Regions from separate parts of the Mus musculus genome. Here region 1 is linked to region 2. Evidence: chromatin loops called from intact Hi-C (ENCODE). Cell type or tissue: heart. All regions are shown on one strand. Links, peaks and the distances in the headings refer to the core of each region. The heading gives the core; the rest is flanking DNA. Region 1 has its middle 45 kb from the start of Gm26263. Region 2 overlaps Sgpp2 (sphingosine-1-phosphate phosphatase 2).

Region 1 (2,914 bases), core at 147-2,646, 480 kb after region 2:
TTTTGCTGGAGAAGGGTCACTTACACACAGGGAGCTTAAACTTCAGGAGGGGACAGAATGTGTCTTTAATCAACTCCAGGCAGTGTTCGCCCCTCCACTCTCAGCATGGAGACGAGGGACCATTTACACTAGGACAGATGATGTGCATGTGAGGATGATGTAGTCTCAGGTTTGCAACTTGGACTTCTGGGGAAAGATTGACAGGTGAGGGGGTGGGGCCACTTCTGGCTGCAGACAGGCCGCTCTTGTGTGTGGTATTCTTCACAAGCTTCAATTTTTCTTGCCAATGTAAAGTACACTGCAGACGCAGCTCCCTCTGTGGAACAGCTCAGTTTCTGGGCATTTCCATGTAAATTGAGCCTCCTCCAGTAAGTGGGATCATTTAACGTACAGCTGGGCAGCTCTCGGTTCAAAGGAGCCCTGGAGGGGAAGCCTTTGAAAGCAGGAGTTCCTTGGTGACTTCAATAATCACATTCTAATTTATATTTTCTCTTAATTTAGATTGTAACTTGAAGAGCTTCCTTCTCAATCTTTCTCTTAATAAGAGTAAATAAATTACTGTGTATCCTATAATATTTTCCCAGGGGCATAATATTCATAGATGTGTCATACTTGTAATTATATTTTAAGTCAATGATTTAATCATAGCTGGAGGAGAGAAACGGATGTCATGGAAGGGTTCTGCTCATTAGCTCGGATAGCATAGGGACAGCCGGAGTCGAGTTTGTTCGTTTAAGAATGTCTAGCCAGGCTTTTGCCCGGGGATGTCTCAAGTTCTTTGACGAAAGGCTACAGAGCACTGTGGGGTGTTCAATGAGCTGAAGTTGGAAGAAAGAAATTGGTTTAAATCACGCCTCGCTTCAGTCTCTTGACTTAAACCCATTTGACTTTAAGATGGTTCCTGACAGCTATAGCAATGTCAACGTCTTCCCTTTCAAAACAGGCTGAGATGTGGCAGAGACTCCATGAGCATGCAGGGACAATTCCTAGTGCACATTATAAATGTGTGGAGTTCAAAACATTAATCCCAGGTAGATGGGCAGGGTGGATGCTGTCTTGATTATCGGTTGGACATTGGCCTATACTTTGTAATACTGACTCTGGAAAACTCCTAACATTCTAATTGAATATTGTTGATTGTTTTGCAGGTTTTCTGGAAACAAGTCGTTTAAAAACATAACAAGACAAAACAAAACAAGTAATTACAAAACCACCTCTCAACCTTTGAAGGGATGCAAGCACGGCACAATTTCTAGAGAAGGGAAAGTTCGCCCTCTAGTGGCCAAGAGAAAACAGTTCATGAAATTGAAGCGTGGATCCTATGGTGCTTTTTAAAGAAACTCATCTCTAAGTTAGGACTTTATTCTGCCCTTTGTGTCGACACTTCCTTACTCATGGATCTTGATTACTAGACACTTCTACTGTTAGTTTAAAAATGAATAATTTTAGTTTTATAATACTATGCTCTTGTCTAACTTTTAAAAGCACCGAAAGAAAAAAATCCAGGTGGAGAACAATTTATTCTTACTGATATATATTTAAAGTCCTAGGTGTGATGTGATTGCTAAATAGAAGTACGCCTTGATTTACTTAGTTTTGGTTATATTTGAAATTAAATAGCCTCAATCAGGATTATGAAACGGGGGAGGTATAGCATTGGTACCTAGGCTTTGCCTTGCCTTGTACTCACGATGACTTATATTGTTTGAAATGAATGTGAGTATATCTTTGTGATGCTCTGACCTGAATGTCACTTACCACTGCTTCTAGGACACATCAGTAAAGATGCAGCATGTGGGGGTTACACAAGCCCTGCCCCCAGCAAATATGAAAGCGATTCATTATCTTTGTTCCCTATTTGAGTATCTCCTTTGATTTTTCATTCTTAGCAAACAGACAAAAGAACAACTTAGGTCACCTGCAGGTCTCAAATGCATTGGAGCTAGCTCAGCTAGCACACAAGAAGCAAATGTCAAGAATTCAGGTGCACACAGAAGCTGACAGCTTCTGGGAACTGCCAAAGCAACACAGCTTCTGAGAAAGGCCCTGTTTTGGGCCTTCTTCTTCGGCCAGGAGGAGGTCCAAAAACAAGATATCTGTGCACCTTCCCTGTAAGAGAGCTTTCCAGCAGAGAGTGCTCTGAACACTGAAACTCAGAGGAGAGAATCTGTCTCCCAGGTCTGCTGAGAGACGGTAACAGAATCACCAGAAGAACAATCTCTAAACAGAGTCAACTATAACTACTAACTCCAGAGATTACCAGATGGTGAAAGGTAAACGTAGGAATCTTACTAACAGGAACCAAGACCACTCACCATCATCAGAACCCAGCACTCCCACTTCGTCCAGTCCAGGACACCCCAACACACCTGAAAACCTAGACCTAGATTTAAAAGCATATCTCATGATGATGGTAGAGGACATCAAGAAGGACTTTAATAAATCACTTAAAGAAATACAGGAGAACATTGCTAAAGAGTTACAAGTCCTTAGAGAAAAACAGGAAAACACAATCAAACAGGTAGAAGTCCTTACAGAAAAAGAGGAAAAAACATACAAACAGGTGATGGAAATGAACAAAACCATACTAGACCTAAAAAGGGAAGTAGACACAATAAAGAAAACTCAAAGTGAGGCAACACTGGAGATAGAAACCCTAGGAAAGAAATCTGGAACCATAGATTTGAGCATCAGCAACAGAATACAAGAGATGGAAGAGAGAATCTCAGGTGCAGAAGATTCCATAGAGAACATCGGCACAACAATCAAAGAAAATGGAAAATGCAAAAAGATCCTAACTCAAAATATTCAGGAAATCCAGGACATAATGAGAAGACCAAACCTACAGATAATAGGAGTGGATGAGAATGAAGATTTTCAACTCAAAGGACCAGCAAACATCTTCAACAAAATT
Region 2 (2,914 bases), core at 207-2,706:
CCGTTCATGGGGAGACAAGAAACCCTGTCCACAGTGAAAGAGTTTACAAGCGTTGTCTGAGGACTGGATCGGAGAAGCCTAAGGATCGTGGTGTGCACAGGTTCATGTTTTCTAACTAGGGAACCCGGCAGCGGGCAGTTCAGAGGTGCAAGGGTGAAGGTATCCAGGGCACACTGAAACACTTGAATCAGGATGGCAGGAGCCTGTGAGAACACCATACCTATCACCCAGTTCTCACATGGTGACCATGCAGGTTTGTTCTGGCTTTTCCCTGTAAGAGCCCGGGCAGTGCCTCTGTCCAGCTGGTCCCTAGATTCCGAGTATCTTCTTGTACCTTCTCACCCCACTGCCTGGGCAACCTGGTCTCCCCTCCAAGCCTGGCTTCTGCAATGCCCTCTATAAAGACTGCACTTGCTCTTGTTCTCATGTCCAAATTGATACTTGTCCTGCTGCCTCCCATGGCCTGGTCTTTTCCACACAGCCTTGGCGGTTCAGCTCTGACTTAAAATTTTATGAACCTGTGTCTTCACTGACCTGGGAGAACTCCACAGAAAAGGCTAGAGCTTTGACATCCCTTAGGTGCCCAGCGCACGAGTGACAGTATACACAGTTCTTAGTATAAATGTGGCCTCACTTAACCCTGTACATAACTGGGGAATCTAAGAACAATCTTCTTTGAATTGCGAATCAAGGTGCTTAAAGCCAGACAAAGCATCACATACAGTTGGGCAAGCTTGACTGGGGTGGAGGGGGTGCGAGGAGTGTTTAAACACCTCAGCCATTTATCTACGAAAACATTCTAGTTCTCTAAGGCTAACCTGGGTCCCAGACTGAGACCTTGTCTCGAAAAAGAAAAAAAAGGAAGAAAAAAATCCACAGAAACAAAACATTAGATTTTAAAGCATTTAATAATCATACTCAAACAAAAAGATTTTATTTTAAAAAAGAATAAATTTACATACACTGCATAAGCAAGACAGTTGAAAGCTTCCAAAATAGAAACCTGAAACACGTGGTCTGAAATACCACATGCTGTGATTATCCTGGGAAGATGAGTTGTGTATTTCGGCAAGAAAACCCAAGTTACCAGGCACAGTGTCAAGTGGTTTTAGTGGCTATCATGAAAGGTATTAGGTTAAGGGTCTTGCCTATGTCTTTTTCCAGCATAAGGTACAGGTCTGAGCAAAATGGACAGCGGCTTGGAAGGCCGGTTCTACATTGATGACTTGGCCCAGAGTAGTAGCAAGATGAGAAAAGGATGTGTTATTCTTCCTGATTCCCAGAGGAAGCTAAAAGCTTTGGTGTCCGCATAGGACAGGCCTAGACTTAACAGGGACACATTCTGGTGACCAGGCCAGCCCAGTGCAAGAGGGCCTCTGGACTAAGACAAGCTAAGCCAGCAGGGGGCACTCTCTCTCCAGAGAGAAACTGACAAAGTGTTTTGAAAAGAGACCCAAGAGAGACTTTACTAGGATGCCGGTGCTGCTCTGTAAGAAGTGAGTTTGGTGAATTGAGAAGGCTCACCAAAGGCAAAATGTGATCAAGCCATAGCATTTAAAATCAGTACTGTAGGAATCCAAAACTAAACTTGGCATCTACAGTGAATACTTTCTCCCTCCCTTTTCTTGTATCAAGTCCATCCAAGAGTGACCAGTCATGACAAATTCTTAGGACACTGTTTAATGTTGTGTGGCTAATATATTCATCCTCCATCTAAATTATGTAAACACAGCCTCGAATGCATTCACTCAGTTGTCAACTTCCATGTTGTTGGGCCTTAAACTTCCTAATCACCACATCCACCGCTGTGACAATACATACAGCCCTTCTGTTGCAGATACACGTAGAAGAAGCTGAGCCTTTTGTCATTAGGCTTCAGACAAACCAACTAAAATCACCTGTGTGAATATAAGCCAGCATTACAAGCTCTAGTTTGGTAGCTTGGGGGTTGGGGGAGAAACAACAGAAACAGCCATGCACAACTGGAGGCTGGCCTAGGCAAGCACACCTGTAAACCAGGGCTCCAGGCTCCCCAGCCACGGAGCTGAAATACTGTCAGCAAAACCTGGCAAGTGCTAGGCCTTTGCATTCCTGTTCTTAACTATGACGAAGAAGAGAAGAATTGTCAAGTTAAAAATGGGCATTTTGTTAAGAATTATTCTTTTTGTTTGTTTTTCAAGACAGGGTTTCTCTGTGTAGCCCTGGCTGTCCTGAAACTCACTCTGTAGACCAGGCTGGCCTTAAACTCAGAGATCTACCTGCCTCTGATTCTAGGATTAAAACCATGCCCAGTCCAAGAATTATTCTTCAGGAATTAAAACACTACATTCAGTACCAAAGAACATCATTCCAACCATAGACCATGGGACATACTCAAAATCAGAGAAAATTTTGGCTTTGGTGTTTACACTGAATGCAAAAGTTGGAGCCTTAGCTCTTTTGGGGGTCAGAGGGTGATTTGTCCAGTACGAGCATATAGTGAAGCACTGGCTTACTGACACCATCCCTCAAATGACCAATGACTACCACTTACTCGAACCCTTCGGGATGTCATTGCATCTGGTGCTTATTCCGAAGTGCTGAGCCCAGGGAAGGAGGTCTCTGCTGTGGGTGTCCTGCACACCTTCTTAGCTCTAAGGAGATAAGGAGGACCATTCTAGGGCTAACAGGAGCTACAGTTAACCCGCTTATTCTCTCCAAATAGGCTGCAGCTTTTCTTGTGCTAAAATTCTTCAGGTCTAAACATCTTAAAGTTCTTAACTGAAAAATCTTGCCAAGAAAGAGGTAAGAAGGAGTGGGAAGACTGAGAGGGAGTCCCTGATTTTGTCTAGAGGGTGAATAACTGAAGACATTTATACAAAGTAGCCAAGCAATGACGAAAGGTAAAGTCACAGGGATGAGGCAGTGTGTGAGG

Evidence for each region. Hi-C counts contacts between places; a loop is a spot of excess contacts. Peaks named below come from ENCODE experiments on the same cell type or tissue, not always from the same donor. Only the 100,000 strongest peaks of a DNase experiment are listed, where the experiment ranks them.
Region 1: it touches region 2 in a loop (12-fold over the local background); 5 of 42 quality-filtered maps call a loop at or near these places.

What each region holds. Positions count from the first base shown.
Region 1 is chr1:77,941,652-77,944,565 of GRCm38, reverse strand. No RefSeq gene overlaps it. Among named protein-coding and RNA genes, the nearest start is that of Gm26263, 45 kb to the right of the region's middle. In heart, for the core only: a CTCF peak has its summit at 1,279 (motif pointing left); no DNase peak of the experiment used is centred there; H3K27me3 peaks cover 177 bases.
Region 2 is chr1:78,418,265-78,421,178 of GRCm38, reverse strand. Sgpp2 (sphingosine-1-phosphate phosphatase 2) reads right to left here. Exons shown (of 5, transcript NM_001004173.2): 5 at 893-2,914. It also overlaps a transcript of Farsb not described here. Among named protein-coding and RNA genes, the nearest start is that of Gm51634, 63 kb to the right of the region's middle. In heart, for the core only: a CTCF peak has its summit at 1,394 (motif pointing right); no DNase peak of the experiment used is centred there.